Regions from separate parts of the Homo sapiens genome. Here region 1 is linked to region 2. Evidence: read pairs that join two places in POLR2A ChIA-PET (ENCODE). Cell type or tissue: GM12878. All regions are shown on one strand. Links, peaks and the distances in the headings refer to the core of each region. The heading gives the core; the rest is flanking DNA. Region 1 overlaps NFAT5 (nuclear factor of activated T cells 5). Region 2 overlaps NFAT5 (nuclear factor of activated T cells 5).

What was found. ChIA-PET counts read pairs that join two places held together with the same protein. Peaks named below come from ENCODE experiments on the same cell type or tissue, not always from the same donor. Only the 100,000 strongest peaks of a DNase experiment are listed, where the experiment ranks them.
Region 1: POLR2A ChIA-PET joins it to region 2 with 6 read pairs; 4 of 35 experiments call an interaction of 5 or more read pairs at or near these places.

The regions. Positions count from the first base shown.
Region 1 is chr16:69,595,891-69,607,355 of GRCh38, forward strand. The region is part of intron 2 of NFAT5 (nuclear factor of activated T cells 5); the gene reads left to right. Among named protein-coding and RNA genes, the nearest start is that of NFAT5, 36 kb to the left of the region's middle. In GM12878, for the core only: no CTCF peak of the experiment used is centred there; no DNase peak of the experiment used is centred there.
Region 2 is chr16:69,687,952-69,699,416 of GRCh38, forward strand. NFAT5 (nuclear factor of activated T cells 5) reads left to right here. Exons shown (of 15, transcript NM_138713.4): 12 at 2,989-3,137; 13 at 3,798-6,288; 14 at 7,185-7,428; 15 at 8,409-11,465. The coding sequence ends at 7,420. Among named protein-coding and RNA genes, the nearest start is that of SNORD13H, 15 kb to the right of the region's middle. In GM12878, for the core only: no CTCF peak of the experiment used is centred there; a DNase peak (open chromatin) is centred at 4,774.

The DNA.
Region 1 (11,465 bases), core at 2,554-7,553, 92 kb before region 2:
GTAGATAGTGTGTATAGCATGGATACACTGGGTAAAGGGATGATTCATGTCCTGGATGGGATGGAGCTGGACTCGCAGGTCAACAGAAAATTTCATCATGCTACTTAGAATGGTGTTGTATTTAAAATATATAAGTTATTTAAATTGGAATTTTTCATTTAATATTTTCTGAACTTGGTTGACCATGGGTAACTGAAACCATGGAAAGCAAAACCATGGATAAGGGAGGACTACTGTATTTACCAGATGAGTTGATTTCATTTTGAGAAAAGTTACTTGTAACTTTAGTAGGCTGACTTAACATGTTATGATAACAGGATTATTTAGATTATAAGAGACTGGGCAGGCAGATATTACACTAGTCTTGTACTTTGCTCATAATTTTATAGAGCACTTTGATGTATATTTATTTCATTTAATGTTTTTGACATCTGAGAGGTATATATTCTCATAGATAATAAAACCCAAACGTCCCAGATGATTAAGAGACTTGCTCAATTTGACACTGTTAGTCATTAGAAGAGCTAGTCTTAAAAAAAGAAAAGAAGGCCGGGTGCAGTGGCTCACGCCTGTAATCCCAGCACTTTGGGAGGCTGAGGCGGGCAGATCACGAGGTCAGGAGTTCAAGACTATGCTGGCCAACATGGTGAAACCCCATCTCTACTAAAAATACAAAAATTAGCCGGGCGTGGTGGCACGTGCCTGTAATTGCAGCTACTCAGGAGGCTGACGCAGGAGAATCGCTTGAACCCGGGAGGCAGAGGTTGCAGTGAGCCGAGATCGCGCCATTGCACTCTAGCCTGGGCGACAGAGCAAGACTCTATCTTAAAAAAAAAAAAAAAAAAAAGTATTCTGACTTCAATCCATTTTTTTTCTCTAACTGCAACCAAGATAATTTATTTACTGAGTATTTTCAGCTATTATGATAAAAGACATAAATGTGATTTCTTCCCTAATTGAGCTTACTTCATAGTTTGAGAGTCAGACTAGTAAATAATTAATTAAAAAGAGTATGTTAGGTGCTCTGAAAGGGAAAGTATAGTTTGATGAGGTGGGAAACAAAGAGGAGTCCCTGTGTGCCAGGGGATCAGGAAGGGCTTTTGATGGGAGGTGAACTTGCTATCAAAATCAGTCCTGAAGTCATAAAAATTAGTCATGTAAAGATTAAAGGGCTATGTTGGAGGAAGAATGTTCCAGGCAGAGGGGAGAATACCATGTTAGAAGTTTTGGAGGTAAATGAGAGCTTGGTGTATTGAAGAATTGAAAGAAATTCAGTATGGCTGGATTATAGAGCTAGAGAAGAGGGAAGGAGAGGGAAAGGAGGTAGCTATGAAAGATTCGGTAAACCAAAAGCTGGATATGATAAGGTCCTAAATTAGTGACAACTAGGAAGAGAAAAAGAGTACTGCAGGTATCACAGGCTAAATAAATGTGTTAGAAATATTTTAGCCAACAAGTGATATTTTATACAGTTATTTTACATATATATATATCTCTTGCGATTTCCTTGCACGGTAAAGGGCACATTATCCTAAAAGTTGAAAATAGGTTAACAGTGCACTGTTCATCATGGTGAACTCTGGAGATCAGTTTTGGCTATCAGATTCTTTTGCTATCATTCCTAGCATGATTTCTTTACTCTCGCTTGTTGAGGTTAATTTTGCTCTAAAGAATTCTAAGGTGGGTCTTGGACCTAATGTTTTCTTTTTTTTTTTTTTTGAGACAGAGTCTCGTTCTGTCACCCAGGCTGGAGTGCAGTGGCGCGATCTCAGCTCACCGCAAGCTCTGCCTCCTGGGTTCACACCATTCTCCTTCCTCAGCCTCCTGAGTAGCTGGGACTACAGGCGCCCACCACCGCGCCTGACTAATTTTTTGTATTTTTTTAGTAGAGACAGGGTTTCACCATGTTAGCCAGGATGGTCTCGGTCTCCTGACCTCGTGATCCACCTGCCTCAGCCTCCCAAAGTGCTGGGATTACAGGCGTGAGCCACCACGCCCAGCCGGACCTAGTGTGAATAGAGGGTAGATAACTAAGTGAGGATTACCCTTGCTAGGCCTTAGTAACTGTTGTCTAGAGAAGAAGATGTTAGGGAAAAGCAAGGGATAAAGTGGGTATGAAGGAGTGTAAATTATGACTTGTTGCTATGATATTTAGTTATTGGTTTAATTTTTACATGTAAGCTTGTCATTGATATACTGAATATTAAAATATTTGGGTGTGGTGGCTCACACCTGTAATTCCAGCACTTTGGAAGCCCGAGGCGGGAGGATAGCTTGAGCCCAGGAGATTGAGAACAGCCTTATGCAACATAACGAGACCCTGTCTATAAATAAAAAATTAGCCTGGCATGGTGGTGTGTGCCTGCAGTCACAGCTACTCAGGAGCCTGAAGTAGGTGGATCACTTGAGGCCAGGAGGTTGAGGCTGCAGTGAGCCATGATTGCACCACTGCACGCCAGCCTGGGTGACAGAGCGAGACCCTGTCTCTTTAAAAAAAAAAAAAAAAAAAAAAGATATTTGGGAAAGTGGCCATTTATTCAATATACATTTTGTGCCCAGTGCTTGAAGTATAAAAAGACTCACCATTGTTAATAGGGAAGACGGGCACACAATATCAACATAGTAAAATAATTGTTTCATGATAAAAATAAACAGTAGAAGATAATAAGTTCAGTTTGGGATATGTTGAAATTGAGATGCTTATGGGATATTGAACACCTGCTATGCAACAAGCACTAAGCTATATGCTGGGGCTACAAAAAGTAAAGAAAATAAAGTCCTTTTCCTCACCAGTTCATATTCTGGTGGTTGGAAACAGACATTAAAGAAATGATTATAAAAATGTCAGCGTAGGCCGGGCACGATGGCTCACGCCTGTAATCCCAGCACTTTGGGAGGCTGAGGTGGGTGGGTCACCTGAAGTCAGGATTTCGAGATCAGCCTGGCCAACATGATGAAACTAAAAATACAAAAATTAGCCGGGCGCGATGGTGCGTGCCTGTAATTCCAGCTACTCAGGAGGGTGAGGCAGGAAAATCACTTGAACCTGGGAGGTGGAGGTTGCAGTGAGCTGAAATGGCGCCACTGTACTCCAGTCTGGGCTCTGGGCGACAGAGTGAGACTCTGTCTCAAAAAAAAAAAAAAAAAAAAGTCAGGGTATGGGATTGACAAGTCCATAGAAACAGAAAGTAAATTAGTGGTTGCCAGGGATTCAAGGAATGGAGGTTGGAGAATGACTGCTAATGGGGATGGCTTTTCTTTTTTGAGGTGATGAAAATGTTCTGGAATTAGGTAGTAGTAATGACTACATAACTTTGGGCCTATACTAAAAACACTGAATCATGCACTTTAAAAGGGTGGAACTTTATGTTGTGTGAATTATATCTCAAAAAATGTTGGGAGTTGGCCAGGCTCAGTGGCTCACACCTGCAATCCCAGCACTTCGGGAGGCTGAGGAGGGAGGATCACCTGAGGTCAGGAGTTTGAGACCAGCCTGGCCAATATGGTGAAACCCTGTCTCTCCTAAAAATACAATAATTAGCTGGGCATGGTGGCGCGTGCCTGTAATCCCAGCTGCTCGGGAGGCAGGAGAATTGCTTGAACCCAGGAGGCGAATGTTGCAGTGAGCCAAGATTGTGCCACTGCACTCCAGCCTGGGTGACAGAGCGAGAGTCAGTCTCAAAAAGAATAAAATAATGTTGGGAGTGAAAAAAATAAAGCAGGGTTAGGAGGGATAAGAAAATGGTGGGGGCACTATTTTGTAGAGCATGATCATAGTGATTTTTGAGCCTCATTTGAACAGACATCTAAAGGAATCGAAGGAGTAAGCAATGGAGATAAATGTGGAGTTTTCCAGGTGGAGGAAAGGCAAGTACAAAGACATCAAGGCTGTGAAAGTGCTTGGCATGTTCAAGAAGTAGCAATAAAGGCAGTATACCTGGAGCAGAGTGGAAAAGCAGGAGAATTGTAGGAGAGAAAGGGAGAGAGATATTAAGGTGCTAGATCATGTAAGGACTTTGGGTTTTATGCTGAGATGGGTGCTGAGGAGTGATGTCATCTGAATTAGGTTTTTAATGAATTATTCTGGCTACAGTGTAGATAATAAAGTGTAAGAGTAAAAGAGAAAATCAATTAGGAGGTAATTGAAGTAGTTCAGGTGAGATGATTAGATCAGGATTGTAGTATTGGAGGTTGTTAAGAAGTGGTGGAATTCTCGATTAGAAAAGTGAGAAAGAAAAAGACAGGATTCATTTCTCTGGGAAAAAAAAAAAAACAAGATATTTCAGGGACATGAAGAGAGGAGTAGACTAAAGAGAAGGCAACAAAGGAAGAAAATAAACAGGAATTCCTGAAAGCAGGAGTATTCAATTGTGTCAGAAATTGGAAATAAATCAATTAGGAGTTTATTGATAACCAAGCAATTTGAATGGGGAGTGGTTGGAACAGAAGCCAAGTAGTAGTTGGTTGAGTAATAAATGTGAATAGAGGAAGTGGAGGCAGCTAGGAAGACAACTGTAGTACTAAGTAAGGATGGTTGTGAGGGGAAGGAGAGAGTGGAAACTAGAAAGGCATATATAAGAATAGGAATCTTGTGGAATGAGGGAGTTGAAAGGACAGGAATTATTAATAGAGGAAAGTTTTGGAGGAGCAGTGAAGAAAAAGGGATCTAGTGCACATGGTTGCTTCTTTTCTTGAGCCCAAAGAGGTAAGGATAATTTTTACCTGGGAAAGGAAGTATGGGAAATTTATGTCCTATACATTTGCTGTGGAGAAATAAACAGTCATTTGCCAAGAATGATAGATACAGGATAGTAGCCTTAAGAGAATCATCATGAGGAACTGGGGAGTAAAGCTGATAAGGAATACTTTGAAAAAAAAAAAAAAAAAAAGGCTCCTGAGCTACTTTGAGGAAGATCTTGAATTCATAGTGGTACTGGTCCACAATTTTGATTTTTCTCTATCAAAACTTAGAAGCTGTGGTTCAGGAATGTTGAAGATGAGTGCTTAGGATCATTCAGGATTGGGTATGATTAACAGGATGAATATGATCAAAAAATAATGGGGATGGGGTAAAGGAATTCTTCAAGACACAAGCTCAGGCTTCGTCTTTTCCTTGAAATGGCCCCCATTGGTCTTTTCTCTTTTAATTTTGTACTTTTCTCTGCTATTGCTGCCTTATGTTTAGTCCATTAGAATTTACGCACACACACATACACACACACCCTTAAGCACTTAAACATTTTTTTTTAAATATGGAAAACGACAAAACAAGAACAAATCACATGCAGTCCTGCCATATCTAGATATGACCACTGTTAATATGTTGGTGCTTATTCTTTCAGGCGTCTCTATATATGTATACATATCTACTTATTTATACATTTCTGCATAAGAGGGATTATACATCTGTTTTATTTGCCTACTGATGTTATTAAATATAGATACAATTTGTGATAGCTGCAAAGTATTACGTGGTAATTTATTTATTTATTTTTGAGACAGAGTCTCTCTCTGTTGCCCAGGCTGGAGTGCAGTGGCGCAATCACGGCTCACTGTAGCCTCGACCTCCTGGGCTCAAGTGATTCTCCAGCCTAGGCCTTTCAAGTGGCTAGGACTATAGGTGTGCACCACCATGCTCGGCTAATATTTTTTAAAAATTTTTTTGTAGAGACAGGATCTCGCTATGTTGCCAAGGCCAGTTTCAAACTCCTGAGTTCAAGTGATCCTCCTGCCTTGGCCTCTCAAAGTTCTAGGATTACAAGTATGAGCTACCATGCCAATCAATGTGGTTTAAATAACAAAATTTAGTTAATTAGCCAATCCTTTGGTGATGGACTATTATTTCATTTTATTTTTTAACTGTTATAAGTCATTGTAATGAACATAGTACAAATGATTTCCCCCTGTACTGGTATGAGTACTGTTCTAAGTACTTAAATTTGTCTTTTATTTCTAAATTTCTTCTGCTGTCATGTTTCAAGGTGAATCCTTCAGACTTGCATTCTTTTAGCTTTCTCTTGAGAATGGATCCAAATGAATAAGGCTACCTGCATATTATTAGATAAGACCACCCCCAAACCATCTTGTAATCTACAGTGTTGAGGTTAAGTGCATAGGCTTTGAAGTCAGAACAGATTTGGATTCACATCTTTGCTCTGCTTCTTCATTTAGTTGTATAGCTTTAAACTTCAGTTTTCCAGTCTATTAAATAAAGAACGTTGAAAGCATAAGGCTTTTTTTTTCATTGGGAGAACTCTATAACTGAGATGAAATAATCATTATTTAAAAATTTTCTAGCTAATTAAAATCCTTTGTGGTACAGTTTAATGTTATTTTCCTTTTCTAGATTAAGGGAAAGTAGATAAATCTTGGTTATTATCTTTTTTTTTTTTTTTTGAAATGGAGTTTCACTCTTGTTGCCCAGGCTGGAGTGCAAGGGTGCGATCTCGGCTCACTGCAACTGCCTCCTGGGTTCAAATGATTCTCCTGCCTCAGCCTCCCTAGTAGCTGCGATTACAGGCATGTGCCACCACGCCTGGCTAATTTTTTGTATTTTTAGTAGAAATGAGGTTTCTCCATATTGCTCAGGCTGGTCTTGAACTCCTGACCTCAGGTGATCCGCCACCTCAGCCTCCCAAAGTGCTGGGATTACAGGTATGAGCCACCGTGCCCAGACTTTTTCTTTCTTTCTTTCTTTTTTTTTTTTTTTGAGACAGACTCTCACTCTCAAAATCTATAAGAAAAGATTTTCCAGCCTAGGCTGGAGTGCAGTGGCACAATCTTGGCTCACTGCAGCCTCAACCTTCTGGGCTCAAGCAATCCTCCTACTTCAGCCTCCCAAGTAGTTGGGACTACAGGCGTGCAACACCATGCTCAGCTAATTTTTTTGTTTTTTTTTTTGGTAGAGATAAGGTTTTGCCACATTGCCCAGGTTAGTCTCGAACTCCTGAGCTCAAGCAATCCACCCACCTCAGCCTCACAAAGTGCTGGGATTACAGGCATGCACCACTGCTCCTGGCCTTGGTTATCTTTTTTTTAACCTTCATAAATGAAATCCTATGTTCCTATTATAAATCATGTTTATGTATTAAATATGTATGATTATAAATCATGTTACATGTATTCAAAGAATATTTAATGATAGAAAATATTCATGATTGTATGTTACATTTTTTAAAGAAACATATCAAATTATGATCCTAGTTTTATTTTTTAAAAAAACAGGCCTATAGAAAATAGACTAAAATGTTAGAATGGTGATCTGTGGGACTTGGGATTTGAAGTGACTTTTTATTTTCCGTCTTACACTTTTAAAAAATTTCTGAATTTTTATGATATATCACCTTTATATCTCCCTTAAATCCTTTATACATCCTTTTTGTCTATCACTTTTATAACCTAAAGTGTGCAAATATTAAAATAGGAATCTTCATGTAGTAGAACATTATAACTGAAACTTTTATGATTATCTTAATTTTTTCTCATGGATTTTAATTTGCAGTGTTTATATTTATGGCAGCCCTCTAAATCTTCTTCAAGTTTTTCATTTATATGATGCATTGTTGGAGTTAAAATAGAACATATCAGCCAGGCACGGTGGCTCATGCCTGTAATCCCAGCACTTTGGGAGGTGGGCAGATCACTTAAACTCAAGAGTTTGAGACCAGCCTGGGCAATAAAGTAAGACCTCATCTCTAAAAAAAATACAAAAATTAGCCGGGCATGGTGATGTGTACCTATGATCCCAGCTACTCAGGAGGCTGAGGTGGGAGGATGGCTTGAGCCTGGGAGGCAGAGGTTGCAGTGAGCTGAGATTACACCACTGCACTCTAGCCTGGGTGACAAGTCAGACCCTATCTCAAAACAAACACAGAACATATTTCTGTATTAAGGTCTGATTCTGTGATGTGTGTATAATTCTAGGATTATCATTTCCTTTGTAGATATACTAAATAGAAAAACTTGAGATTTGAACAATTTCCTTGCCAGTATTATCACATGCAGCAGCTTTTGATGGTGGAGAGACTTAACAGTTAAAAATTTCCAACAACATTAATTTTTAGCTATATTATACTTAATTATATAATTAATTTTAGTAGCTAATATTTGTTTTAATTCTTTCTAATAGCCTAGGTCAGTGGATTCTTGGATTATTGCATTTAATCCTCAGAACAACCATATAAAGTCTAGATAGTATCATTACTCCTATTTTACAGAGAGGAAAACAGACTAAAAGTAACTTGTCCAGGGGCACATAGAAGCAAGCAGCAGAGCTGGGATTTAAATGGAGGCAATTTGGTACCAGGACAACGTGCACACACACACTCCGTACTTCCTACTGTGATAAATTTCTCTCTTGGTTGGGTGAGATTTGCTGAAATAATGTATATTTAAAGGATCTAGCACTGCTCTTGGTACCTTGTAGGTGCTCAATTGAATTTTCTTTTATAATGGGCAGAGTGATCTCATTGAATTAGGTGGCATATTCCACCTGGTAGTCAAATAAGGAATTTTTATATAGGTAAACTCGGATTTGAGGTTTGTTGTACAGATAGATTATTTCATCACCAAGGTACTAGACCTAGTATTCAATAGTTATTTTTTCCTGACCCTCTCCCTCCTACCCTTGACCTCCAAGTAGGCCCCAGTGTCTGTTCCTCTCTTTGTGTCCATGAGTAGGAGTTCTTTTTTAAAAATTTTTTATTGCGGTGAACTGCACAATAAATCAATCATTTTAAAGAAAACCCTGTTGTGCAACCACTACCTCTATCTATCTGTCTGGTTCAAAGCCATTTTTATCATTCCCAGAAGGAAAATCCTGTGTCCATCTTCAATCTCCCCTGCCCGCCATGAGCCCAACTTATGGCATCCACCAATCTGTGTTCTATTGCTATGGATTTGCCTATTCTGGATTTACATGTGACCTCTTATGTTTGGCTTCTTTCCCTCAGTATAATATTTTTGAGGTTTATCCACCTTGTAGCATGTACTTCATTTATTCTTGTGGGGGAATACTGTTCCATTCTATGGATACCACAATTTGTGTTACCTATTCATCCACTGATGGACATTCAGGTTATTTCCACCTTCTGGCCATTGTGAATAGTGTTGCTGTTCACATCCTATAATAGCATATGTGTACATGTATTTGTTTGACTACCAATTTTTAATTCTTTTAAGTATAAGAAGTTTTCTTTTTTAAAGGAAAATGGCCTTTATTGGATGTTTAAAAATTCTATAAAAATATTAATTAAAAAAGAAAGTGGAGGCCGGGTGTGGTGGCTCACGCCTGTAATCCCAGCACTTTGGGAGGCCAAGGCAGGTGGATCACTTGAGTTCAGGAGTTCGAGATCTGCCTGGCCAACATGGTGAAACCCCATCTCTACTAAAAATACAAAAATTAGCCAGGCATGGTGGTGGGCGCCTGTAATTCTAGCTACTTGGGAGGCTGAGGTAGGAGAATCGCTTGAACCCAGGAGGCGGAGGTTGCAGTGAGCCAAGATTGTACCACTGCACCCTAGCCAGGGCAACAGAGCGACAGTGTCTCAAAAAGAAAATAGAAAAGTAGTATACAGTAAAGAGTACTACTGTATACATTTGTATCATAGCATCTTACAGGGAGCATGGCTTGGCGCTGGGCAAATGTTTGTTAAATTGAACTTTTGGTTTTTGAGAAACTTCTTTCTAATTCTGATTTTGCTATCAACTATCTGATTTTGGAGAAATCCTCAGTTTCTGTGCCCTAGTTTTTATTTCTGTAAAGAAATAGACTAAACTCTTTAAGAGTCTTTTAAGTTCTGTGAAAGTCTGTTCCCTTTTTTCTTTTTTTTTTTTGAGACGGAGTCTCGTTCTGTCGCCCAGGCAGGACTGCGGACTGCAGTGGCGCAATCTCGGCTCACTGCAAGCTCCGCTTCCCGGGTTCACGCCATTCTCCTGCCTCAGCCTCCCAAGTAGCTGGGACTACAGGCGCCCGCCACTGCACCTGGCTAATTTTTTGTATTTTTAGTAGAGACGGGGTTTCACCTTGTTAGCCAGGATGGTCTCGATCTCCTGACCTCATGATCCACCCGCCTCGGCCTCCCAAAGTGCTGGGATTACAGGCATGAGCCACCGCGCCCGGCCCCCTTTTTTCTTTTAATAGGAATGTTTTGGTACTGTATCCTTTTACCCTCTGGAAGATAGGTACTTACCAGCCCTTGGCTATTGTAGGCAGTTCTTTCTCATTAAATTTGCCTCTGGAAAGGGCTATATGATCAAGAAAGTTGGGACCACTCACTGTTCTCGTCTTTAACCTCTTGCAAGGTTTCTTCAGGAAAGACTCATTTTCCATCCTCCCATCTTCCCCTTCCATATCTTGCAAACCCTAGTGTAGAGACTGAAGAACTCAAGTGCCTATAGGGCACAGACAGCATAATATCAATTAAAGAAATTGGCTGAACGGTACTTTAGGTAACTTGAGAGTACACTAAAGGAGGCAGCTCCAGTTTTCCTTGTGGATTTAGTATTGCTGGATCCTGTGATTCAAGAGAAGCCAAAGGTCTGAGATTTTTATGTAAAATCTGATTTTTAAATGTTGGCAATTAATTTTAAATGTTTTTTTAAACTGTGCAGGCGAAACAGAACACTTCTGCAGTCCAAGTACTTACTATAGGAAGTACAAGACCTGTAGAAAGGAAAACTGTGGCTGGGTATGGTGGCTCACGGGTGTAATCCCAGCACTTTGGGAGGCCGAGGCAGGTGGGTCGCCTGATGCTAGGAGTTCAAAACCAGCCTGGCCAACATAATGAAACGTCATCTCCACTAAAAATACACAAAATTAGCTGGGCGTGGTGGTACGCCTGTAATTCCAGTTACTCAGGAGGCTGAGGCATGAGAATTGCTTGAACTGGGGAGGCAGAGGTTGCAGTGAGCTGAGATGGCGCCATTGCACTCCAGCTTGGGTGATAGAGGGAGACTGTCTCAGAACAACAACAACAACAAAAGGAAAGCTGTGTATTGTGAAGTGAAATCAGAGTCACCTTGAAATGGGCATGAGGTATTCATCAGATTGCCTTTGGAATAAAAGAAATAATGTCCGTGGAATATCTCAGTAACACCTCCTCATTGCTAACCCTTTTGAGGGCAGAAATTATAGTTTTTATTTATGTTAGTAGCTCCAATTAATATATTAATAATAGTTCTAGGTGTGTTCTACACATTATTGCTAGTGCTTACAACTCTACAAGGTAGATAGGTATTACCACTGTATTATAAATGAGACAGCCAAGGCTTGCTGTGATAAGTAACTTGTCCAAGGTCACACAAAAAATAAGTGATACATTTATGATGAAACCTCAGTTCTGACTACCTTTGTTCTTTCATTATGACATGCTGCCTACCTCTTATTTATTATAAACAATATTGGTATACTGACACAAGGATCAGATGCTTTGTATAATGGTTGTAGACTTTTCCAAGGAATCTTG
Region 2 (11,465 bases), core at 2,173-7,172:
TGGGAGGCCGAGGCGGGTGGATCATGAGGTCAGGAGATCGAGACCATCCTGGCTAACAAGGTGAAACCCCGTCTCTACTAAAAATACAAAAAAAATTAGCCGGGCGCGGTGGCGGGCGCCTGTAGTCCCAGCTACTCGGGAGGCTGAGGCAGGAGAATGGCGTGAACCCGGGAAGCGGAGCTTGCAGTGAGCCGAGATTGCGCCACTGCAGTCCGCAGTCCCGCCTGGGCGACAGAGCGAGACTCCGTCTCAAAAAAAAAAAAAAAAAAAAAAAACCAGGAGTTTGAGGCTGCAGGTACTCACTCCAGCCTGGGTAACAGAGTGAGACCCTGTCTCTAATTGAATGAATGAGTGAGTAAATGAATGAATGAATGAATGAATATTTTTAAAAAGAAAAATACAGACTGTATATTTTTATTTTTATTTATTATTATTATTATTTGAGATGGAGTCTTGCTTTGTTGCCCAGGCTGGAATGCAGTGGCGTGGTCTCGGCTTACTGCAACCTCTGACCTCTGCCTCCTGGGTTCCAGAGGCTGAGGTAACAGGTGCCCTCTACCACACCTGGCTTTTTTTTATTTTTACTTTTTTTGTATTTTTAGTAGAGACGGGGTTTCACCATGTTGGTCAGGCTGGCGAACTCCTGACCTCGTGGTCCACCCACCTCTGCCTCCCAAATTGCTGGGATTACAGGCATGAGCCAATGCGCCTGGCCCATATTTTTATTTTTATAGGATTAACCAAACAATCCACAACAAACTAAATTGACAGTGATAAAGCTAAAGTAAGATTATTTTCTTCATTCATTCAGCAAACATTTGTTGATTACCTACTGTGCAACAGGTGATAACAACATCTGCCTTCACAGAGCTCATGATCTAATGGAATTCAAAAGCAAGAATAGTAGTTGACTATTACAGGATCAACTTAAGATAACACTAATGGTTTTTCAAAATGTTCTATGGGATATTCTTAGATTACTTTTAAATGCCTGCCCTGTGCATGATCTGAAGTTTTGTCTCAGTCAAAATTAGGTTGTAGGCCGAGTGTGGTGGCTCACGCCTATAATCCCAGCACTTTGGGCAGCCTAGTAGGGAGGATCACTTGAGCTCAGGAGTTCAAGACCAGCCTAGGCAAAGTAACGAGACTCTTGTCTCTACAAAAAAATTTTAAAAATTAGTCAGGCATGGTGGTGTGTGCCTGTAGTCCCAGCTACTTATGGGGCTGAGGTGGGAGGATTGCCTGAGCCCAGGAGGTGGAGGTTGCAGTGAGGCCTGATTGTACCACTGCACTCCCACCAACAGAGAGAGACCCTGTCTCAAATAAGATAAAATAAAATAAAAATCTGGTTGTTAGGGGAATTGTATTGGTATTAGAATTTAGGTGAAAATAGGTCCAAAGAACTCATGAATAAATGATTCATTTCTCAAACTACTTAGGTAGAATAATAAAACATGGAATGTCAAAAGTTAAATGAGCACTTTCCCCTCTGTCAAAATAATCAGTTTTCATAGGAATTAGGTTTTTAGCCAAATGGCTGTGAGGCAAGTTGAAGTAAGACAAGAAAATTGCAAATATTTTTAGATGAAAATATTTACTTTCAGCAGATTTTGAGACAGTCTTGCTCCGTTGCCCAGCCTGCAGTACAGTAGAGCGATCTCAGCTCATTGCAACCACCTCCTCCTGGATTCAAGCAATTCTTGTGCCTCAGCCTCCCAAGTAGCTGGGATTTACAGGCATGTGCCACCATGCCCTGCTAATTTTTGTATTTTTAGTAGAGACAGAGTTTCACCATGTTGGCCAGGCTGGTCTCGAACTGCTGGCCTCAAGTGAGCCACCTGCCTCGGCCTCCCAAAGTGCTGGGATTGCAGGCATGAGCCACCACACTTGGCCTTTCAGCAGCATATTGACTGACAACAACAACAAAAATTTATGAAGGGAGCGATCCAACTTATAGACCATGTGCCATTTTAAAAGCTTCTTTATAGCCAAGATTTCTTCTCGATATCAAATTAAGAAATTTAACAGCTATGCTTTCTGAAGACTGTTTCCATAGAGCTTCCAAGTGGTAGTAAACTTTTAAATCAGGATTTGGCTATGTGCTCAACTCAGAAGACTGTCATTAGCAATAGCAGTAGGTACCACTGAGTGCCACTGCGGACTCAAGTAGACAAAAAAGAAGAAAGAAAAGCAATCAAGGGGGAAAGGTAGATATAGTGAAGTGGTAGAATCTTGCTATATGTTGCCTCTAGGTATAAATCTAGAACTAACTACTCCTGAAAATGGAGGTAGTAGGAGGTGGGAAATAATTTTTCATTTTGCTTGGGAAATTTGGTTTGTAAACCTAAAATAGCCCTTATTTCTGGGGAAAAAAAAAAAGATGTTTAAAGTCCAGTCTAAAAGAGAATTGTGTCCATGTGTCAACTTGTCATATTCAAGTTTTCTAATTAATTTAGTTTTCTTTTAATTTAGAAAAGCAAAATTTATTAATCACTGGGTGGTATTTTCTAATGAGAAGCTTGAACTTAGTTTAAGAAAGAAGTGCTCTGACAATCTCATAGTCCTTAAGAAGTTCTGAGACTATATTGTCAGATAGCTAAATGCTAAGAGGAGAGTGTAGTTTGTAATTGAGTAGCTTTATCCTCCTGGAGATTTTTAAGCTGTATCCTATAATATACTCTTGGTCAGGTTGGGTAGTATGATTCAAGGCACTTGGAACCGTCTTGGGGAATATAGCTTGGTAATTGAACTGCTTAAGCTTATTATTAATATTTAAGCTATAGTTCCAGGCCCATTCCAGAGGTCCCCCAGCCAATGCACTTCATAAAAGGGAAGATATATCTTAATATACCAGGTTTGTATCTCATGCTACCATTGTAGCATCAAAAAAATAGACATTTAAATCATGGCTAATAACAAATTTTAGAATGAAATAGTTGGTAAATTTTGTGATTTTAAACTTTTCTTTTTGTGTGTGTGTATATGCAGCAATGAAAACTACTGGATGTAATTTAGATAAGGTAAATATTATCCCTAATGCCCTGATGACTCCACTCATACCAAGCAGTATGATTAAGAGTGAAGATGTTACTCCAATGGAAGTAACAGCAGAAAAAAGATCTTCCACTATTTTTAAGGTAAGCTGTATTGACTAGTGCACAAACCTCCTATATAAAAATTGCTGTCTTTTACTTTTCCTATTTTTTTAACATTATTTTTACTTTGGATGCACTTAATGAATTTTGCTGTAAAGAGGGAATGCTTTATACTTCAGCAAAATTGCCCACATAGTGACTTCCAATATACAAGGGAGGAATTAATATGTTGTATGAGATATTGATGAAAGTACTAATTTTAGCATTTTCAGAATTAGAGATGTTTTTATTTTTTTCCCAGTCTTTTCCCATAACTTTCTGTTTCTTTTTTTTACTTGTCTTATCCCCTGTAATGTTACTGAGGAGCCACAAAATTGAGATATTTTGATACCTGCTCTTCATGAACCATAAAATTACTGTGTTCTGATTACCCTTAATTCACCTAAGCATATCAATAGCCGATTATTCTACTTCCTTGTTTGACTATCTTTGCTTGTCGTACTTTTAAAAAATATATCTCAAGGAAAATGAGACATCATGTTATGGAGAATTGTAGTCCTGTACCTGTTTTCTAAATGATAATAATATAGAGTGGAAAGCTGGTCCTGCATATATTTTTAGAGCAATAGTGATTTTTGATGTATGTTACAAACTTGTTTAATGTTTATATATTCATAATATTTGGGGATTTTTATTTTTTAGACTACAAAGTCTGTTGGATCAACTCAGCAAACATTAGAAAACATCTCAAACATAGCAGGAAATGGCTCTTTTTCATCACCATCATCTTCCCACCTACCTTCTGAAAATGAAAAACAGCAGCAGATTCAGCCCAAGGCATACAACCCAGAGACCCTGACAACTATTCAAACCCAGGACATCTCACAGCCTGGTACTTTTCCAGCAGTTTCTGCTTCTAGTCAGCTGCCCAACAGCGATGCACTATTGCAGCAGGCTACACAGTTTCAGACAAGAGAAACTCAGTCTAGAGAGATATTACAGTCAGATGGTACAGTGGTTAATTTGTCACAACTGACTGAGGCATCACAACAACAGCAGCAGTCACCACTACAAGAACAAGCACAGACTTTACAGCAGCAGATTTCATCAAATATTTTTCCATCACCAAATAGTGTGAGTCAGCTTCAGAATACTATTCAGCAGCTGCAAGCAGGGAGTTTCACAGGCAGTACTGCTAGTGGCAGCAGTGGAAGTGTTGACTTGGTCCAACAAGTTTTAGAGGCACAGCAGCAGTTATCTTCAGTTTTATTTTCTGCTCCAGATGGTAATGAGAATGTTCAAGAGCAGCTTAGTGCAGATATTTTTCAACAAGTCAGTCAAATTCAGAGTGGTGTAAGCCCTGGAATGTTTTCCTCAACAGAGCCAACAGTCCATACCAGACCAGATAATTTATTACCTGGAAGAGCTGAAAGTGTTCATCCACAGTCTGAAAACACGTTATCTAATCAACAGCAGCAGCAGCAGCAGCAACAGCAAGTGATGGAATCTTCAGCCGCAATGGTGATGGAGATGCAACAGAGTATCTGCCAGGCAGCTGCCCAGATTCAGTCAGAGTTATTCCCTTCAACTGCTTCAGCAAATGGAAACCTTCAGCAATCGCCAGTTTACCAGCAGACTTCTCACATGATGAGTGCATTGTCTACCAATGAGGATATGCAAATGCAGTGTGAATTGTTTTCTTCTCCTCCTGCAGTTTCTGGAAATGAAACTTCTACAACTACCACACAGCAGGTTGCAACCCCTGGCACTACCATGTTTCAGACATCAAGTTCAGGAGATGGAGAAGAAACTGGAACACAAGCAAAACAGATTCAGAACAGTGTCTTTCAGACCATGGTCCAAATGCAACATAGTGGGGACAATCAACCTCAAGTTAACCTTTTTTCATCCACAAAAAGTATGATGAGTGTTCAGAATAGTGGTACCCAACAACAAGGTAATGGTTTATTCCAGCAAGGGAATGAGATGATGTCACTTCAATCTGGAAATTTTTTGCAGCAGTCTTCTCATTCACAGGCCCAACTTTTTCATCCTCAAAATCCTATTGCCGATGCTCAGAACCTTTCCCAGGAAACTCAAGGTTCTCTCTTTCATAGTCCAAATCCTATTGTCCACAGTCAGACTTCTACAACCTCCTCTGAACAAATGCAGCCTCCAATGTTTCACTCTCAAAGTACCATTGCTGTGTTACAGGGCTCTTCAGTTCCTCAAGACCAGCAGTCAACCAACATATTTCTTTCCCAGAGTCCCATGAATAATCTTCAGACTAACACAGTAGCCCAAGAAGCATTTTTTGCAGCACCGAACTCAATTTCTCCACTTCAGTCAACATCAAACAGTGAACAACAAGCTGCTTTCCAACAGCAAGCTCCAATATCACACATCCAGACTCCTATGCTTTCCCAAGAACAGGCACAACCCCCGCAGCAGGGTTTATTTCAGCCTCAGGTGGCCCTGGGCTCCCTTCCACCTAATCCAATGCCTCAAAGCCAACAAGGAACCATGTTCCAGTCACAGCACTCAATAGTTGCCATGCAGAGTAACTCTCCATCCCAGGAACAGCAGCAGCAGCAGCAACAGCAGCAGCAACAGCAGCAGCAACAACAACAGAGCATTTTATTCAGTAATCAGAATACCATGGCTACAATGGCGTCTCCAAAGCAACCACCACCAAACATGATATTCAACCCAAATCAAAATCCAATGGCTAATCAGGAGCAACAGAACCAGTCAATTTTTCACCAACAAAGTAACATGGCCCCAATGAATCAAGAGCAACAGCCCATGCAATTTCAGAGTCAGTCCACAGTTTCCTCACTTCAGAACCCAGGTCCTACCCAGTCGGAATCATCACAGACCCCCTTGTTCCATAGCTCTCCTCAGATTCAGTTGGTACAAGGGTCACCTAGTTCTCAAGAGCAGCAAGTAACTCTCTTCTTATCTCCAGCATCCATGTCTGCCTTGCAGACCAGTATAAATCAACAAGATATGCAACAGTCTCCTCTTTATTCCCCTCAGAACAACATGCCTGGAATTCAAGGAGCCACATCTTCGCCTCAACCACAGGCTACTTTATTTCACAACACAGCAGGAGGCACAATGAACCAACTGCAGAATTCTCCTGGCTCATCTCAGCAGACATCAGGAATGTTCTTATTTGGCATTCAAAATAGTAAGAAACTCTAATTTTTCATTACTTAATTGGTCATTATTATTATTAGAAGGAAGCAGAGTGCAGTGGTGCGATCTCAGCTCACTGCACCTGCACCCTCTGCCTCCCAGGTTCAGGTGATTCTCCTGCCTCAGCCTCCCAAGCAGCTGGGATTACAGGTGTGCACAACCACGCCCAGCTAATTTTTGTATTTTTGTTAGAGGCGGGGTTTCACCATGTTGGCCAGGCTGGTGTTGAATTTTTGACCTCAAGTGATCCGCTGGCCTCGGCCTCCCAAAGTGCTGGGATTACAGGCGTGAGCCACCACACCTGTCCTGTATAGTTGTTTTAAGAGTACAGATTGTAGTTAGAACTCTATCACCTATAGACTATAAGATCTTGTACAAGTTATTTGGCTTTTATGGGTCTCAATTCTCTCATTTAAAATGGTGATAATATTACATACTTTACATGGATTTGGGGAGGATTAAATATGGCAATGTATAAAAATGTGTGTTTGCCATTTTAAGCTATAAACTTAAAAGGAAAATGAAGTCAGAATGACAGATAATACCTTACCCAGTTGAAGTAAGTAGTTTCTAAGGAGGTAGAAACTCATCTTTAATGTTTATATACCAAGGAATTTATATAGGACTTTTGATATTTAAGCAAAGTTGTATTTTTAGACTGCTTAAAGGAAACCTAAGATGAATTCCAGTGCCAGTCTGTGAAAACCTTTTTCTTGGACTATCAGGTGCCTAACTTTTAGTAATATACAAGGAGAATGCAGTAATGAATTTTCCCCAACAACTAATAAATATCTTTTCATGAATCTTTACTAATCAGATAGCTTCTATTTTTAATGTTTCTGCAGACTGTAGTCAGCTTTTAAGCTTCTGTTTTCAATGTCTCTGCAGACTGTAGTCAGCTTTTAACCTCTGGACCAGCTACATTGCCTGATCAGTTGATGGCCATAAGTCAGCCAGGCCAACCACAAAACGAGGGCCAGCCACCTGTGACAACACTTCTTTCTCAGCAAATGCCAGAGAATTCTCCACTGGCATCCTCTATAAACACCAACCAGAACATCGAAAAGATTGATTTGCTTGTTTCATTGCAAAACCAAGGGAACAACTTGACTGGCTCCTTTTAACTGGATATGTAAGTATTGCATTTTGGCTTCTTATTGAAAAGCATCAGATTTTATTCTTCTTAACAGATTTAGGTTAAGTAATAGTAGTTCTAATCTTTTAAAATGTGGCTTTCTCACAAGATGATACTTTTTTACTCTGAATAAAATTATTCTGAATGATAGCTTATGGTCATATAGTTAATACAGACCAGGCCGGGCGTGGTGGCTCATGCCTGTAATCCCAGCACTTTGAGAGACCAAGGTGGGCGGATCACGAGGTCAGGCGATCGAGACCATCCTGGCTAACATGGTGAAACCCCGTCTCTACTAAAAAATACAAAAAAAAAAAAAAATACAGACCAAACATCCCTAGTCCAAAAATCCAAAATCCAAAATGCTCTGAAATCCGAATCTTTTTGAGTGCTGACATGACATCTCAAGTGGAAAATTCCACACCTAACCTCATATGATAGGGTCATAGTCAAAAGTCAGGCTCACAACATGCAGTTTATTTGGTGTCCCCAAGGGTAAAAAAGATCCTTCCAGCTCCCTTCAGCTGTGATAGATTTTTTTAGGTGTATGTGAAACAGAAGTGAATTTCATGTTTGGACTTGTGTCTTATCCCCAAGATATCTCATTGTGTATATGTGCATATTCCAAAATCCAAAAAAGAAATCAGAAACACTTCTGATCCCAAACATTTTAGATAAGGGATACTCAACCTATATTGGACATTCCTTCTGCCTCTGAGCTTCTTTGCCTTGGAATAACAAAACATCTGATGAGTATGCAAAATGTGTTTCCTTTGTACTATATATTGGATATAACCATGCCTCACTTATCCCTTCCTCCAGAAATAAATATTGAGTCAGAAAAGTCTGTGGAAGATCAAATATGATAAAGTTTTACTTACAGTACCATAATATACTTTAGGATCATTCAGGGTGTCAGAAACTTTATAAATGCTTCCCTCCCTAGTAAGTTAAATTAAACTTTTTCTCTTTTTTAGAAATTCCACGAAGAAAATCCTGATTCCAAGATGTCCTGAGATCTTGTGGTTCCATGAGAATTATTACTTTAAAAACAAAACAAAATATAAAAAACTGTGTTTGAGTAAACTGATAGATTTTACTCTGACTGCAAAAGAGCACACCTATGCTGCTTGTTGCAGTAACTAACCACCAATGTTAACATCTTCATATTTTATATTCCTAATAACAGTGATGACTGAGAATCTATTTGAGTTTCCAGCTGGCAGAATTAATTGTTATTATTTTCCTAGGCGCAATTTCCTTAAACGTACAGTTTAAATTCAAGGCTGGACCACTCAGTTATTATTGCTATTAGAAAATAATATATCATGTTTACTTTTGTTCTTCATTATTTTCTTTCCTGCATTGTTTTAGTCAAGTAATGGCTTTTGAAAAAGTAAAGTTCAATAATAACTAAGGCTGTGATTTTTTTCAATATAAAAGGCACAGCTGTTGGCCAAAGTGAAGGAATCTTTTTTCAGTTTTATTGGAGAAACTGAAGGGTAACATTCTAACAAGTAAACTGTATGTGCAGATAAAAGTACTCTTGATTTAACACAAAGGCAGATGATACACTTATAAAACTGGGAACAGCTGGAATGCTTCTTGATTTTATTTTTTCAGAGAGTTGTTAGTTCTCTGGGTTTCTACTAAGGGGTTTAGCCATAACTGTGCATAGAAAAATAATTATCTGTAAAAAATGAAGGGGATAATATATGATAAATTATGTTCTGATATCCTCCTACAGTAGTTTAAATTGACAGAAAAATTTGAATGTTTTCTTCTTAACCCAGTCTTAGGCTGGTATTCCCTTTTTATATATATCTATATTACTTTTCACCTCTTTTTCACTTTACTTTAGAGAACTATTAATATACTACTGGCTTCATGACCCTGTAGCATCTTTGGCCACTTTAATCTAGGGTGACCTAGCAATCCTGCAGCACAGGGCAGAGAGTACTGTCTTAGGAATTATTAGGAGTTGATTCCTGAGAAACAACACATTTTTCCCCATGAACGGTGCTGTTCTGAAGTCTTCAAATTTTTCCCTCTAATAGGAAACAGTATAAATTTTAATTAAAAAAAAAAGGCAAACTAAAATTTCTTGAAATATCACTTCTCCCTGATCTGCAGTGAGTATAAATTCACTTGTCACCTCAGTGCTTTACAGTTTGAAGTGGTCACTTACCTGATGGTTCCCACAAGCCTTAGGCTTTACAGGGTTGTATCATTGACTTAAAATGAAGAATTAACTTGTGTTACATCTATAAAGAGCAAAATAACACACTCCAGAACTTGGCAGTTGTAGCATTAGTTATACAGTTTTGGGTGTTCTTGCCACCCGTGGGATGCCTGCTTCTCACTACCACCTGTGTCTGGACACATGCTTATGTCTCATTTTCCTTTTGGCATGTGGAAAGCTGTCAATGCAGTGTAAGGCCAACGTGTGTGTGGCTTCTATGTGTTGAGATAATGTTTTGGTATCCTTGTCCGTTTCATTTATTTTTTAAGTGTACAAAAAATAACCTGTTAATTGTTGAAGGCTACTTTTCTGTTCTTTTTTTTTTTTTTTTTCTATCCTGTACATTTAGTTGAACTGTGCGGAATTGTGGTGTTGGTTTTGTTTACACAGCCAGATTTTTCCTTCTTTTTGTTTTGTGATGATCTTCCTTTGTTCTTTGAATGTGCTCTTTTGTCTTTTTCTCTTTTTTCTCATGTTTTCTTCCCTCCACCTCCACCCCTTTCTTTCTTTCTCTCTCTGATTGAGAGGCATTGAATTACGTTTTCAGTAGTACAGGCTTCTTGCCGATATGAAGGGAACTTTTCAGAAAGAGACCTACTCTGGGTCATTTAATTTTGAATACAGTTTTCAATCGTTCAAGTTTTGGATGGTTTATATCTAATGTGTGTTTCATTTTTTTGGAAAGCTATATTTTGTATTTAGGAAATGGTATACTATTTTGCTATTTGTACTGAGTGAGTACATTGGCATAAATATAGAAATTTATATATATACATATATATAAACTATTCTTTTTTGCCACACATTTTTGTGGTAAATTTGTGAGTTTGTCTGATGTTCTACCACAACGTGGCGTCTGATAACAGTGAGGGGGGGTGGGGTTTGTTATGTCTTTATTGAGTATTTAAGTATCTTTTGAAACAAATGACCTGTTCATCTGTGGCCATTCCATCAGGCAGTTAGTTCCTTGATGTCAGTAGTGGGCTAAAGGCAGCTTACTGTGTGTTTGCTGGAGCTTTCACTCAGCCAAGTGTTAGAGTCAGGAAACCCATTGAGGCAATGGCGTCAAATGGTGTTTCACAAGAATGAGCCATTCAGTCTTTGCTCACTATATATTTAATATTTTATTATTGTTGTTATTGTTATTATTAATTGGCTTTCTGTATTCTATGCCTTTTATTTATAAAGACACTAAGAAAACCCATGTTTGTAATTTTAATAACATTTTTCCCATCTTGTAATATCCAGAGCTACTTTATAAATTCTCTGAACCAAAAGTATTTTCCTCAGTGTATCTCTTCTCCCCCAGCCCCTATTGGGAAAAATTACCCAGTATAGTTCAGGTTATGAGGAGGATCAGCCACACAATCCAGTGCTTCAGTTTGAAAATGTAAAATTCTAACCCTAAAGTAGGGTTGGTTGAAATTTCAGACAAAGCAAACCCAGCAGGTATAAAAAGTAGTATAAATACAAATCTGTAAGTTATTTTTGAATTTTCTGAACTTTTTTCTAAGAGATTACATAGGAGACTAAAGAAATCTATCTGTTCAAGTTCTAATTAGGATGATTGTTAATACTGCACTGTGGATGAAGTGGCGACTGGCTTGTGTGCTGACTTCTGTGGTTTAGCAAGAGGTTTATTGTTATCAAATGCTAATTGGCAATGCCAAGTCACTGGGACCAATTTTCTGTTTTATAATATCTAAGTTTAGAACAGAATATATACCTGAACTGTAGTGGTTTGATCGGATGGAGACAGAAAACCCGATTTTTATTCTCATAAATTTTGTGG